Linked DNA regions of Mus musculus: region 2 is linked to region 1. A link is a loop called in an ENCODE intact Hi-C map of the cell type or tissue named here. Cell type or tissue: left cerebral cortex. All regions are shown on one strand.

Region 1 (8,000 bases):
TCCAGGCAGCAAGTCAGATCCACAGCTAGGAACATGGGAAGCCATGCCAGTGGGCTTCCTGGGAAGCTCTGGGATGACCTTACCCACAGCCTTGGCATCACCCGTGGATACAGGGATGGTGTTCTGGGAAGCCCCACAACCATTATAGCACAGATTCCCTCAGGGGGCATCCACAGTCTTCTGGATGGCAGTGATGGCATGAACTGTAGTCATGAGTCTTTTCCTCAATGCTAAAGTTGTCAAGGTTGACCTTGGCCACAGGGACTATACAATTGGTGGTGCAGGAAGTATTGCTGACAATCTTGAGTGAGTTGTCTCATGGTTGACACCCATCACAAACATAGGGGCATTGGCAGAAGGGGTGGAGATGATGGCTCTTTTGGCCCCACCCTTCAAGTGGGCCCTGGCCTTCTCCATGGTGGTGAAGACACCAGTAGACTCCATGGCACACTTAGCATCAGCATCACCTCATTTGATGCTGGAGGTCTCTCTCCTGGAAGATGGAGATGACCTTCCTGATGATGACACATTTTCTCTTCTCAGACCTGGCTATTCTGTTGAACTAGCCAGGAGGAGAGTCACACTGGAATGTGTACACCATGTAGCTGAGGTCAATGAAGATGGCAATAGAATCCATTAAGCCAGAGTTAAAGACAGCCCTGGTACAACATGGCCCAATCTGTTCATCCTGGCCCTCATCCATGTCTGAGGGTATGACTGGCACTACACCAGGAGATGGGATTGTCTCTGGGAAGGAGCAAAGAGTCACTTATTTAGATTGAGATCAGGTATTAAAGCTCAAGCCTTTAGTCTCAGAGCTCAGGAAGCAGAGGTGGGTGGAGCTCTGTGAATTCTAGACCACCCTGGTGTGTGTAGTGAGTTCCAGACCAGCCAGAGTTACATGAAAAGAATCTTTCTCATAAAGATAAAAATGATTTTTGTTGCCATTAGAGACAGAGAACATGAAGTTGGGTTAGTGGGGTTAGGGATCTAGGAAGTATTGGAAGAGGGGAAAGAATGTGACCAAATTAACTTGAAAACTTTTTTAAACTAAAAAGTTTAAATTCTTTAACACACACATATGCTTTGCCTACATGTGTGTTAACACACACACACACAAATATTCTTTGCCTACATGTGTGTATGTGCACTTCATGAAGCCACATGGGTTCTGGGAATCAAATCCAGGTCCTCTGCAAGAGCAGCCAGTGCTCTTAACTGTTGAGCCCCTTACTTGAGGCTTTTTAAAAAACTTCTGACCCTAGACCATTTCACAGAGCAGTTCGAGCAAGTCTCAAGCTTGAGATGCCACCAAACAATAAAGCAAATCCAGGCTCCAATGGGCTTCAAGCCCTGTCTTATAGTAATTAATATACAACTTGATGACACAGAGCCAGCTGCTGTATAACTATGTATTGGAGTCTATATAGTATGTACTCTCTACTAGCCATTCAGTATATGTATATAGAACATACAACAGGTCACAGTTCATCTGAAAGTGACTTTTGAAAGGCTCTAAGAGAGCTGGCTGTAATAGAATGCCTATGATTCTAGCATTCCCAAGGCTGGTGGGAGCATTGTGAGTTTGAAGCCAGCCTGAGAAAACTACAAACTCAAAACAAAACCGGGTTGAGGGTAGGGGGGGGCAGTGTCTCAGTCTTTTAAAAGATGCTGTTATTGCTTGAGGTGGCCCTGAATGTCTGATGCTTCTTAACATGTCTGGGCAGTGACACCTCAAGCCCCAGGTTCCCTTGAGGCAATTAAGCCAACTGCCCTAGGTTAACTGGGCCCTCCCGCCTCCCAGGTGACACCTTCAGGGTCTGTGAAGCCGAATGTCAAATGTCGGGGCTTCTGGCCTGCAAAGGCCTGGCTTTCTGAGAACTCTGGCTGTAGAGAAGACAGTTCACCTCAGGCCTCAGAGTAAAGGCCACTCACTCTGCCTCCAATATTAATCCTCAACTTCTGTTGAGTATTCAGAATGAGAGGTCAGATGAAAAGCCCCTCATGTTCTATACATTTCTACACATCTGTATGCATTAAAGAACAGCAGCAATGTGTCTTCCTCAGGGCCTTAAGTCTGTGTTTCTGTCCCACACATAAAGGTAAGGAAAGCCAGCAGGAAGTGGGGCAGCCAGCTGGGAAGTGCTAAGCACGCTCGCAAGTTCTATTCGGGCTTGGGGCTCAGATCTTGAACCACTGAGGGGACTAGGTTCATAGGCTCTGGAAAGGCAATCCCGTCTAGGGTGGATTAGGAGTCAGACATCTGTGGGCCCAACTCAGGCTCAGAAGTACTAAGAAGAGTAAGCTAGGCAGTGAGTCCAGAATCCCCTTGGTGAGGTGGTCCATGGGACATACTGGGGAATATGAGGTGCACAGGGGCTGACTGGTCTAGGTTCCCCTGAATGTAGATAAAGGCCTTCACATACCTGGCTAAACCCCAGGTTCTACTGGGCAGCTGCAGAAAAGGGGGGATGCTATGGAGCAGAGCCTAGGGGCTGTGCACAGAATGGTAGCTGCTGTCCAGACACATGAAGTTTGTTAGGATGTGGTCAGGGGCTTCTGACCGGAGGGCATCCACTCTTGGTGCTTCTCTGCTTTCTCACTAGTTCAAATCCTTATGTTCATAGGAGAGTTGAAAGATACATTGTACCATGTGAATGTGACCATCTAGGGAAGGGACCTTTTTGCAGAATCCCCTAGACCCCAGGCCTGTCCTTCTCACCCACCTCAGGAAGCTTGGGCCAGGTCCCCTTTACCACTACACACAAACACACACACACACACACACACACACACACTCATGATGCCCCAGGGATTCCCTCTGGGTCTTCCTTCTCCTTACAGGGAAGAGAAAGTTTGCAATGATGGCCTTTTGTGGTCATCACTCTCCTTGGCTGGTCTCCAAAGAGCCTCTGGGTTTGACTGAAGTTTAAGCAATACAGAGTAGTTGTGGCACTATGAGACCAGCCTGGTCTCCAGTCAGCCCTTAACTTCCTTACCTATTCCACCCTAGTCTTTACAGAGAACCCCAGAGGTGCCGGGTGTCCAGGCTTGCCCACTTGCAGCTGGATTTACTTCACTGTCTGACAACTGGCCTGAAAACACAGACCGATGGATGCCAACAACCATGAAGGGTCTGATATTATATCCACTAGTGAACTAACAAGCTGGCCTGCCACAGTTTTACAGATGTTAGCAAACAAAAAACCATAACAAGAACAAAGCCACTCACAGCAGACCCTGGGTTAGAGGCAAAGCGATTTGTTACAGCCGCTAACATCAGCTTCAGGGTTCATTGGTTCCTCTGCTACTTGCCCTGAGACAATACAGAGGCAGGCCCAGATGTGTTCTATGAGCCAAAGTGAGCTTACATCCCAGCTACCCAGGCTAGGAACACCAATATCTTATCTACAGCTATAAAACAAACCTGTCCAACCTTTTCCCCAGAGCTAAACGATATCTCTGTGCTGTTGGACAGTAAACAGATCAGCCTCCTGCACAAAGGGAGACACTGCCTTGTCTTCCAATGCTCTCGCTGTATGAACATTCTGGAAGATCCCAAAACAAAAGGACAAAATGTCAATGCATTTGTTCTTAAAATTTGCAGAAATGTGATTGAGTTGTAGAAAAAAATGTCTCCCAACATCCAGGAGCCAGGGAAGACCAAGGCTCCATTAGCATGAGCTGTTGGCTCTTTCCCTGTCTCTGGCTTTCGTGAGTGGCTCACACAGGTATCACAGAACCCCTTTCCTCAAGCCACCATCCCTCAGAGGATAACCTTTGTCAAAGGGACACATGAATAACTGACGGGTGCCGAGTGTTTGTAGAATTATGTCAATCATGGGTTCAGTAACTGTAGGGAGCACCTGAGAGAAACAACCGGAAGGAAGGAAGAAAGGTTTATTTGAGCTTCTGATTTCAGAAGGGTGAATCCACAGGCAGCTAGCCCCAAACAGCCCTGAGAAAGGGTGTGGTAGAGAAGGCGTCTCATCTTGTGAAGAACGTGAATAGAGGCCAACAGGGCCAGGAGATAAGATATGGGCTCGATGTGCAGACGTGCAGCTAAGTGTCTTCACCTGTGCCAGGAGCACCCTGAACCCTCATCTTAACCCCCAGCACTGACGTTACCCAGTTGCCTCGACTTTTTTTTTTTTTAACATGTTGCCCATTTCTGATACAAAAGCCCTTGGCATTTTTATGAAGAATAGCATCTGTAAACTGGGGTGTTTGGCCTCTACTTCCTGTCTTGAATCTGTGTCCTGAGGGTTGCAGCTGCCTAGGGACCTTTTGGTGCAGACTTGCAGGTATGCAGGCAGTGGTGTATGCTGACAGAGGTCGCTGCTGGGTCTTCACCCTGAAGGTGATTTTCAGACTGGAGCTCTGCTAACAGTGCAGCTTGCCCACAGAATGCCAAGCCCCACTTCCAAGATCGTAAGGAGCTTGCCAAGAGGACCGGGGCTCGTTCTGTTGAAAAGCCTTTAAAGATTTGTGGGATTTATCTGTAGACTTCTGAGAACAGTAGAAATATTTTTATTTTTTAATGATTTTGCACTTCTGAATTCAGGTGGAAAATAAATTTGTATTAGTTTGTTCAGGGGATTATGACTTGAAAAATTTCATATCCTGAGGGTTTTTTTTTTGCTTGTATACTCCATGTTTAAAATATTTACTAGGAAATACATGTCCCCTGTTCATTAATATATTGTAGACTAATTTAACAGGTGCATTTCAGGGAAATTCTTCCTAGTTTAATAAGTAAGGTAAAAGTTTTATTTTATTTTTTTAGTATTTAGTGCATATTCTCTACTTCATGCTGTTTAAAATTAGCCTGCAAATATTTTCAGTCACTTCTGTGGGCTATTAGAAGATAAACAATAAAATAAACAAAAGACATCCTAAAAAAAAAAAAAAAAAAAAAAAAAGATATGAGCTCGAAAAGCATGAGAGCTTTTGGGAGACATTTCAGAGTCAAACCAAAGGGTAACAATGTAGCTTACAACACAGGCCAACAAGACAGCTTAACAACACAAAGGTACTTACCGCTAATACTTGTGGACTGACTTCAATCCTCAGGACTCAGGCAGTAGAAGAAAACTGACTCCCACAAGTTGTCCTCTGATCTACACACACACACACACACACACACACACACACACACACACACGCTCCTACACACACATGTACATATGAGCACACACACACTCAGATGCACACATAAGCACACACACTCAAATACACACACAGACACACACATACACAAACACACACTCACACACTGAAAGGTGCACTAATACAGAGAGTACTGAAGTTGTCAGTTCTGTGGCTACAGCTAACTTCAGGAATCCACACAGCTTAGGCAGCCCATCCCCCCATGGCTCCCGCTCACAAAGGTACCATGCTTGCTTGGTCTGGTACTCTGTCACATCTTGACATTGGAAGGTTTGTGACGGGGCTCCAATTATGCAGTGGTGCTGGTGGTGACACTGGTGGTGACACTACATATACATTCCTGAAAATCAGAACATTGTTCAAGTCGTGGGAAAACACTGGGAACTTAGAGGGGGAAATGGAGTTAGGTAGACAGGATTCAAAAACCTTATTGGTGGCTAGGTGTGGTCGCCATACTTGAGAAGCCGAAGTAGGAGGGTCTTGAATTTAAGGTCAACCTGGCCTACCTAGCAAGACCCTGCCTTAACTCTCATCCTTGAAAAACTACATCTTTGGTGCATTAAAAAAACATATGTCTAGCCAGGCACAACGGTGTTCACTCTCAATCCCAGCCCTGGGAGGTAGAAGTGGGAGGATCTGTGAGTTTGAGGCCAGCCTAGTCTGATCTACATAGCAAATTCCAGGACAGTCAGAGCTTATAGAGGACCCTATCTTAAAAACAAAACAAAACAAAATAAACAAACAAATAAATAAATACACCTCATAAGAGTGGTAGTGTATTTACACAGTTAAAGGCCATGAAACACATTTCTGCTACACCAATAGAGCAGTTTGTCTCCAGGAAGAGATGCAATTGGTCTTTGGCTATGGTGTGGGAGAGGTGGGAAGGGTGGAAGGAGGTCTATCTGATACCACACACGGAATGAGGTGGCTTATGACACATGAGGTGACCCAAGGGAGTTGGGACCGCCCCTGATGCGATGGATGTGTGGCTCTTCACATTTTTATAGGAATCAGTTCAACTAGATGCAGTTTCTTGCTCTCTTATGTAGTGATGGTTTCCAAAGATGAACTCTCTACTCCTGCACACAGCGCTCTTCTCATGCTCTGATAGCACACACACACACACACACACACACACACACACACACACGCACACACACGATCTTGCTGGAACAAGTTTGTGAACTGAGAGCTATAGCTGCACTGACTGGTCTAATGTTCAAAAGGATTGACTCAGACTGCTGCCATCACACTAACCCTGTGAGGAAGTTTCTGTGAGATTCTAAAGAGCAAGGGGTGGGGACCCACCTATGTGAGGAGGAACTGTGAGAAGAACCAACCGTGCAAGTTCATAAACTCTGCATGGCCTAACTTTCAAGGCCTCCCAGAGAATCCGTAAGTAACTAATACTAAGGTGTCCGCCAACCCAACCCACCCCGCACCCCATCCCCATCCCCACCCCCACCCCCACCCCATAGCCAGCCTGCCTATCAATATACTTGTCCATCAATCAGCTAGTTAGCCAAACTGCCTCTGCGTCTTTCCCTCTTTTTATACTACTTCTTGCTTTGGTTCAGTGACCAAAGCAGCCAGCTGACCGTCTTCTTCGCCCAGGGTGTTGCAAACTACTTGCATGCAAAGACCCACCCACCTCTGAGAACTCAGGGGAAATCACACATCCTGGACTATGCAGCTCAAGTCTTCCTCCTTCTCTTGCTTCCTGCTAGAAAGTGGAGACACTAAGCTCTTCCTCCTCTAGGGATGCTGGCTGAGTGTGAAGGTCACTCGCTGGTTAGCACATTATTAGTCCCTTGACTAGCCAGCCACACTGTAAGTAACACTCAGATATGTGGGTTATAATGGTAACGGTTGCCTAGGCTACTTTTCCAGGGTCGAAAGCCTTTTTTTGTTGTTGTTGTTGAAAATAGTGACTCCTTCCTTGGGCCTGCAATGGGGCAAAAAGGTTTGGCATCTCTACGCTCAGGTCTTCATTACTGCCTTAACTTTTGGGCCAGATTTCTCCTCCTCCTCCTCCTCCTCCTCCTCCTCCTCCTCCTCCTCCTCCTCCTCCTCCTCCTCCTCCTCCTTCTCCTCTTCTTCTCCTCCTCTTCCTCTTTCTCCTCCTTCTCTTCCTCCTCCTCCTTCTCTTCTTCTTCCTCCTCTTTTTTTTTTTTTTTTTTTGCAGTGCTGGGGATTGAACTCAGAGCCTGTGCGTGCTAAGCAAGTGTTCCACTGCTGAGCTGCCCAAGCGAGCCCTTTGAGTCTGTTTTCTCTAGAAAGAAGAAGTCATACTATATAAAGATCTACAGTCATGAAGACACCCCGGTACTGGTTTAACAGACAGGTAAACTTATGGGATAGAATAGAAGATTTAGCTATAAAACGACACAGCTGTGACCACTTCATTTTTGACACAGGAGGCAAAAGCATTCTTTGGTGGGGGGGGGGGGGGATACACTGCTCAACAAATGGTGCTGACAAAACCGGTTTCTACATGCAGAAGATGAAACTCGATAGCCTTCACCTGATACAAAAGTCAACTCAAAAACGGATCAAAGATATTAATTTAAAACCGGAAACACTGAAACTTTTAAAAGGAAATACGGGAGTGCTCTTTAAGACACTGGGGTGGGCAAGAACTTTTTGGACAGCACACTAGCAGCGCAGGGACGAACCCCAAGCGTCACAGGTAGGGCTATGTTACAATACATTGCCTGCACAGTGTAGGACCCAATCCTCAGAGCACAGGGCCCTCAGAAGAGGGGAAAGCCTTCCCCAGCTACACCAACCCAAGGGGCCGAGATCCAGAACTTACAAAGAATTGCAAT
Region 2 (8,000 bases), 74 kb before region 1:
TTATACCGAGCACACACATACACGTGCACCTGTAGATAAAGTTTGTCCCCTGTCCCCTCCTCTGGTGATACACAAGACCCCAGCTCCTGGACCCAAGATGGTGAAAGGAGATAAGAAACCCAAAATGAGTCAAAAGTGCAACTAGCCTCAGCTCCTTGTCTAGCACACAGATGACTTTGTATTTCCAGGACATTTTTGCTAAATCAATTAGGCCTTGTCCCAAGTCAGAGTCACCGCTACCATATATGTTGGTTTTGTGGGGGACAGAGAATAGGAGCTCTGAGCCTAACAGGTGAGGCTGACTCCAGGATCTTTACTGATGCTCTGGCTGAGAGCCTGTGCCCATCCATGGCTTTACGCTGACACCCCACGTGGGTCAAGCTGAAGTGATCTCCGTGTCTACTTTCAAAACATATCACTAATTAGAGAGTGTTCGTAGGCCTTTCCTCCCCCACCATCCCTTGTCATGCTAACTCCTAGGCTCTATGTCGTTCTCAACAGAGCTGCCAGGGTTCCTGCTGCCTGGCCTTCTAGACCCCGAGTTAGGGCCTACCGCCCTCCTCAGAGCTCTGCAGGGACACTTCAAGCTCACTTGTTCATCAAGTTAAAAATCAGAGGGCACCATTGTCTTCTACAAGGTTCCCGATCTAGGCTGACAAGCCCCAGATGGGGGCAGTTGCTTTAGTCTCATGTCCTTGAAACTAAGTTATCTGAACGTAGAAGTCAGAAGAGAGTAAATTGCTGGATTTTGAGAACAGGTAATGGGAAAGTCCCTTCTGTTTAGCTCTTGAAATAAATAAATAAATAAATAAATAAATAAATAAATAAATAAGGACCTGATAGTAACCAGTCGGTAACTCATTGTCTATTTCCTGTTCCCACTTCACCAGGAGAGTAGACTTGAAGCCACCTAGCGCTATTTAGTTTTGCTTTTACTTTTTCTTGCTGTGCTAGGGGTGAGCCCCACCCAGGCTCTGTCCTGGGGGTGAACTCCACCCATGCCCTCACCTGGGGGTGAACCCCACCCAGGCTCTGTCTTGCTCTTGCCATGTTCTGCACTCTGCTTTGTCAGCTAAGCCCACAGAACGGTTGCTCGTTCTGTTTTATAGAATGAAGCCAGACTCTACGAGCATAGATACAGCCACTGAAGACACACAACTCTATTGTAATTTATACTTTGATAGAGTAAAGCCTCGGATGCCCACGGAATCCTCGTTACCCTCCCCTGCCATTCTGCTGCCCCCTCCCCCACTCCCATCTCTTATACTCCTGTGACTCCAGCCCTGGCTGTTCCTTGGTATTCCTAACCTGTAGCCATCTTTGGCTGCTTTGTGGGTTCTTTTTTCTTCTACCCTTCTCTACCATTTTTCTCTACCCTTTTAACCTCCTAATACTAAATAAGAGAGAAAGAAGGATAGAGAGGAAATGAAAGAGATCCTTGAATAAAGTCAGGGGTGAGAAAGGGGCCAACGTTATCCTCAGATGACTTTTTGCTGATTGGGGCTGCTGAGTTCTTCGGGGCAAGTTTGATCTTCACTGTCAGGATACCCACTTTCTTCTTGTTTCTTCTTTGTGCACCACTACTTAACAAACTGCAAACAACAGCCTACCATGCCCCTCAGGACCCTAGCATTTATAGACCCTCTGAAAAGTCCCCAGCATTCCAAATGTTACACAATTGCAGAAATTATCTGCAGCTGGCAAAATCACGCCCCTGACAGAGCATGAGGCAAATCATAGTCAGCTGCTGTGGACAGTCTGAAGCGGTCCCTTATCCCACACCTGGGATTAAAACAAAAACATTTCTGAGTGTTTAAAAGGAAACCAAACTTCCAGAATTCTCACTACATAAACCTTTCTGCTTTAAGCTTCTGACATCTCTCTAGATGCTCCTACAATCTCCTCCCTTGTTATTCAGTACCGCAACCTGAACCGCCATGCCGCCCATGCACACATACACCCACATACCCCAGCTCTTCAATGTCTCTTTCTTTCTCGGTCACTTACAAATTTCTATTCCCTTGTTCACTGCCCACCCAGTCTTCAGGACTTAGCTCCTGAGGGCCATCCCTGTCTGTTTTCCTCTGTGATGTATTACCTCAAGAGCTGAGACCAATGTCTGACATTGCTTGTTAATGTGCTTGTTAATGTAGTGAGACTTGTGCCTTGTGCTAACTCGTGGTGAGAGCTGAGCTGGGCTGTGAAGAAATGGTCCAAGAACTTTCCAGTGAAGTTTGTGATGGCCCTCAGGGCTGCTGGCCATCAGCCAGGCTTGGAAGTAACCCTGGATAAAGAAGAAACTTGTAGTGGTTTGGTCTGATGCTGCTTGTATTCGAATGTTAAATGCTGGCTTCTCAAGATGTGGTTGATTCTTACGTATACCAAGTGATGCTATGTGAAACTTCTCCCCAATATAACTGGTCAACGAGAGGGTAGAGCCTGTGATTGGGCAGTGGAGGGAGAAAGGTGGGGCATGGGTTCTAGGAAGAGGAAGAAGAAGAAAGAAGATGGTGGTGGAGGTGGAGGACTTTGCCATACGAGGAGATGGACCATGACCACTAAGCAGTCAGGAGAAACAGTAAGTGACAAGACACTTTATAGCTAGGGGATAAGTTAGTATAACTCCAAACCTGTCCAATCTAGGCTTACAGTTTGTAAATAAAATACCTGAGTTGTGTGTCTTTTATATGAACCAGCTAAGACTATAAATTCATTCCACAGAAACGGGCCCAGATCTTCTTAGGGTTTTTCTGTTTGTTTGTTTGTCTGTCTTCATTTTCAAGTGTGTAGGGCTGTTGGCCATTTCAGTTGGAAGAGGAAATGCAGTGGGGAATTCCTTGTTGGGGTGAAAAGGGCACCAGAATGCTGGTCCGTAGAGTAAGCTGCCCCTGGAATGAGGAAGCCCCTGGCTCTGCATGGGTGCAGCAGGAGAGTGTGGAGGACTGCCCAGACAGAGATCTGCCCTCTTGCCATGTTCCCTCCACCTCCTTAAAGGGTGGATTTCACATGGGGACATGGCTACATGGCACGGTCTCCCAGAATGCAGTGGTTCCTCCTCCTCCCACCTGTTTAGAGTAGAGAGCTGAGTTTGAGTCTGGGAAAGGAAAAGGCTCAGCCTGCGGACTGTGTTCCTGCCACTACTCCCCACGCCCCTCAACTCCAGTGTCAGGTTACTTCACAGAGACTCCAGAGCCCCTTCTGAAGAGGCTGACACACCCCAAGATGACAGCTCCTCCTCCCAGGAGGGAAAGCCCTGTCACCACAGTGCCCACTAAAGTTCTCTATGATACTGTCAGATAGCCAGCAGTCAATCTCAGACTGCTGGGCCAAGAAGCCCTCAGAAGCCTTCCTGACTGAGGTCCAGAGAGGGCAAACTACTGGTCTAAGACCACACAGCTTTTTGCCCACAGTTAAGGACAGAGCGTTTGATACAGTTTTACATTTCCTTCCTGTTCTCAGTTTTGTGATTCTGTGACACAGATCCGAGATGTCTTCTCCATCCCAGAGCTGCTTTTCATCCAAAAGCACTTAAAATGCCCACGGAACCTTGTCTGGCCACTGGGTATGGCCCTAAGAGCACTAGGCCTTGGTCCTTGAGGGGTCAGAGTCCTCTTTGTTTTGGGGGAGGCATATAGAAAATACAGCCCATAACATCACTCCTTGCCTTGGAAACTAATCTCCTAAGTGTCCCCAAGTCATCTCCTTCTGCTGGCTCTTGGACTCAGAGCATCATGCCATCCTCTGCATCCTGAATCCTCAAACATGACTGGGGACCTGGTCCTGCCTTGGACTTCGCTGCAAAATCCCAGGATTTTTAATATAGAAAGCTATTAGAGGTTAGAGTCCTGCCCCCACACTGGGACACTGTCCCCTTGAGACCTCAGGACCATTCACATGGACTGGTCAAGGCTGAGGGCTCCCACTTATATCTTGAGCTACTGAGATAGATGCATTTTCTCTGAGCACCAGCAATGTATAGGAGACGTTGCGTAAGAACTTTGGTGGTGTCCTGAGTCAGACAGTGTGTCCATTTTACAGATCAAGAAGTTGGGGCTAAGAAATGTTCTCTTATTTGCCCTTGGTCCCTAGAACTGATAAAATCTAGGCTCAGTAGATAAACTTGGGTCTGCCCATGAAGCCGGGACCCCAGGTATGGGTGAGTGGGGTAAACACCATCTCTTTCATGCCATTCTCAGTGCCAGGGGAGGGTTTCAGAATGGAACTGATGCCATATCTTCAAATCAGAGAGGCAAGGCATGGGAGTCAGGGTGGGGAGTGGGACCATGAACCTGCTGTCAGCCTGCACATTTGTGGTCACCCGGCTGCCTCCTGGAACCTACCCAGTCACACCTGGGCAGTCGTCTGCCCCTCCTCCCGGGGTTGAGGAAGCAGGAAAGGGTGGTGAGGAGAGACAGCAGGCAGGTCCGGCAGACAGCGGTGGTCAGGGCCAGGCACGATGGGCTCTGTCTGGGGCCTGGCTGTGCCCCTCCTTGTCTTCTGCTGGAAGGTTGGCGTCAGTGTGAGCTCTCCAGGTAAGGAACAGGACAGCCCCCGGGGATCCTCCCTGGTGGAGCTCTGGGTTTCAGTGCTGGCAAAGACAGCTCTTTGTGGGCAAGGGAGACATTTTTGTTAATTGTATTAATGGCCGGAGGAATAGACGAGTGTGCTGGCTGGCAGATGGGTCAGCTTACACATGGTGGCCCTGTGGCCATCACTGTAAGGGAGTCTGGGAGTCACTCTTTAGTCATGGGATAGTGGGGTGGAGGGAGGAGGGGCTTGGGAGATGCCAGCTGGTGATCATTTTAGCTCTGCTCCCTCCAACATCGTTACCTAGCCCAGCTGTTCTTTGAAATTTGCCTTTTGAATGAAAAGTTTGTCACAAACTGCTTGGGCGGGGAGATTCTGAGAGAGGCAGACTTTTCTGAAAGATGGGAGCTAACCGTGATCTGTTACTAACTGGCACTGTGCCAAACCTATCACACACACTTTAAAATAGATAATTTTCAGGCTAACTTTAGGTTTATAGTAAAACTGAACAGCATTCTACTGAGACTTCTGATTTATCCAGTCCCTCCCACACACAGCCCCTGCTGTTCACGTCCCCACGGCATGGGGACTGCTACAGCGGAGACCACACACTGACATGTCACACCGGGCATCACTTTTTTAAATTCCATTTTTTAAGTTTATTGACAGAATTTCTAAATAAATAAATAAGTATTTATGTATGTATTTATTTATTTGTTTTGACACATTGCCCTGACAGCATGGAACTTGCTATATACACTTTATTTATCAATGTTTCCATTTTCCATTTTTCTATGCATGTGTGTGAAAGAGAAATGTTTCTACATATGTGTGGATTCACATGTGTTTGGCTGTGTGTGAAGATGTGTACAGTGTGTGTGGAGGTTGATTTTGGGATCACCCTTGAAAGTTCTCTCACCTTATTCCTTGACCTGGGATCTCTCAATCAAACCCAGAGTTCAGAGTTCAGATACACACACACACACACACACACACAGAGAGAGAGAGAGAGAGAAAGAGAGAGAGAGAGAGAGAGAGAGAGAGAAAGTCCACAAATGCTTGACACGTGTGTGGAGACCACCTGACAGTTTGAATCTTAACTTCTGGTCACCAAGCTTGGTAGCAAGCAGCTCTACCCACTTGAGCTATCGGGCTGGTCCAACATTGCCTTTTAAATCCTCACAATAACGTCAAGGAAAGGTGCGCACCTCTAAGACCTGCCACCCACCTAAAAGCAAGGGGACTGCAGCTTAGAGGGAGGAATTTAACCCCGGGGCCAGCACTGCTAGCAGTGCCCAACCATTGGACCACCCACCCTGCCTGTCACACTTTACATATGAGAAAGTACCAGTGTGGAGCACAGAGACTTGACCTGTGTCACAGAGTTAGTATACAGCAGAACAAGCAACAGAGGCAAGACTCAAACCAGGCTGTATTTCCATACTTTTCTCACTCCCAATATGGAGGTATGGAAGAGGAAAGCAGCCACACCCTCCGATCTGGGCTGGGTTCTGTGGACCAGGGGCCTCAAAGAAATAGCTTGGGATTAGGCATAGATGCCCATATGAAGAAGGCAATCAGTAGCTCCTGCAGACGTGTATGTGTGTGTGTGTGCGTGCGCGCGCGAGAGAGTGTGCGCCCACTAATCATTTCCTTTACCCATGTGAACTGGCTCCAGTTCCCTGACTGCTTGCTTTCCTAGGACATATTCCACTCAGGCTGGAGGCTCCTCTCCCCGTCCTCCCAGTTATCTCTAAAGATGAAACCATAGGTCATTCTAGACTTTGAAGAACATACTTCTATGGGAATTTTTGTGTGTGTGTGTGGGGGTGAGCAAACCACCCATGGGAGAGTGACAAAGTTTCTTCAGAAAGTTTATCCCTGAGTACCCAGACCACTTCCCCTGCACCATCATTCCTGGATACCCAAACCACTTCCCCTGCACCATCATCTCTGACCACTTCCCCTTTACCATCATCTCTGATCACTTCTCCTACTCTATCATCTCTGACCACATCCCCTGCACCATCATTCCTGGATACCCAGACTATTTCTCCTACACCATCATCCCTGGATCCCTGCTCTGCAGTCCTTGGCTCATGTGGATTCCTGTCTTCTTTGCCTGCCTTAGTCGGTATATGCTGTGAGGCTGAGCTGTAGACCCGGGGTCAGCTGGGATCCTTTGGGGCAGGGGGCAGTTGTCAGGGCTTCAGAGAGCACTAGTTGGGGTAGCATGTCTTCGGGGCTGCTGTGAAGGCTTTGGCTTCTCTGTGCTGCCTTCATCCTCTAGGTTTATGTAGATGATGACCCTCCATGCCATCCAATAGCACCTAGGGCATAAACTGTGATGTCAGTCCACTGGCACTCACCAGGTTGTTCTCATCCCACACAGGTCTCGACATTAGCAGATCAGTTCCTTTGGTGACAACCAACAACATGGAAGTGTCCACCTTCACTCAAAGGGACAGGCCCAGCTCAGAGAGAGCTTTCCAGACCACCAACCTGATTCAGTATGTACCTCTAGACACGCAAACTCTCAGCACTGAATCTGCTTCTAATGCTTTAAGTGCAACTAGTATCAGTTCAGAGGTCAATTCCAGAGACACTCAGACCACCTCTTTTGTAACAAAGACCAGGAAGACACATACTACCACTCCTGCAGCATCATCCCTAGAGGCCCAGACCACCTCTCCTAATTTGTCAACCCTGAATATTCAGATTACCTCCCCAATAGCATCGTCCCTGGATGCTCAGACCATTTTTCCTGTATCATTATCCCTGAGTACCCAGACCACTTCTCCTGCACCATCATTCCTGGATACCCAAACCACTTCCCCTGAACCATCATCTCTGACCACTTCCCCTGCACCATCATCTCTGATCACTTCTCCTACTCCATCATCTCTAACTACATCCCCTGCACCATCATTCCTGGATACCCAGACCACTTCCCCTGCACCATCATCTCTGACCACTTCCCCTGCACCATCATCCCTAGATACCCAGACCATCTCACCTATTGAATTGACCCTAAAGACCCAAACCATTTCCACTGTAACGGAGACCAGAACGGTTTCAATAAGAATACCTTCTGACCTCACGGTTATGCACACCATCCCTACAGAGACATTGGCACCAAGCAACAGCCCCAGAACTGGGATGAGCACTGTCCAAACTGGCACAGTGTGGGACTCCATAGAAGCCGTCTTTGACACCCTTTGTACCGATGACAGCTCTGAAGAGGCAAGGAAGATCACAGTTGACCTCCTGACGTTGGCACACACCTCCACGGAAGTGGAGTACCTGTCTTCAGAGAGCAGCTCTTCCTCTGACAGTTCAGCTGGGGTCCTCAGCAGCTCACGAGTCCTGGGACCCGACAGTGCAACTCCAGCCAAGGGGTTGGTTGCCTTCAACATCACTCATATTAAACTCAGCAACTGCATCACAGAAATAGAAACAACCATCACCATCTC

What was found. A loop is a pair of places that touch in the nucleus more often than their neighbours do. Peaks named below come from ENCODE experiments on the same cell type or tissue, not always from the same donor. Only the 100,000 strongest peaks of a DNase experiment are listed, where the experiment ranks them.
Region 2: a loop joins it to region 1, with 2.9 times the contacts of the local background. A loop is called at or near these places in 5 of 42 quality-filtered maps.

Annotation. Positions count from the first base shown.
Region 1 is chr16:32,719,381-32,727,380 of GRCm38, reverse strand. It overlaps the pseudogene Gm9556. Among named protein-coding and RNA genes, the nearest start is that of Muc4, 13 kb to the left of the region's middle. In left cerebral cortex, no CTCF peak of the experiment used is centred here; no DNase peak of the experiment used is centred here.
Region 2 is chr16:32,793,849-32,801,848 of GRCm38, reverse strand. It overlaps Muc20 (mucin 20), which reads left to right and starts at 4,414. Exons shown (of 4, transcript NM_146071.2): 1 at 4,414-4,532; 2 at 6,920-8,000. The coding sequence starts at 4,457. In left cerebral cortex, no CTCF peak of the experiment used is centred here; no DNase peak of the experiment used is centred here.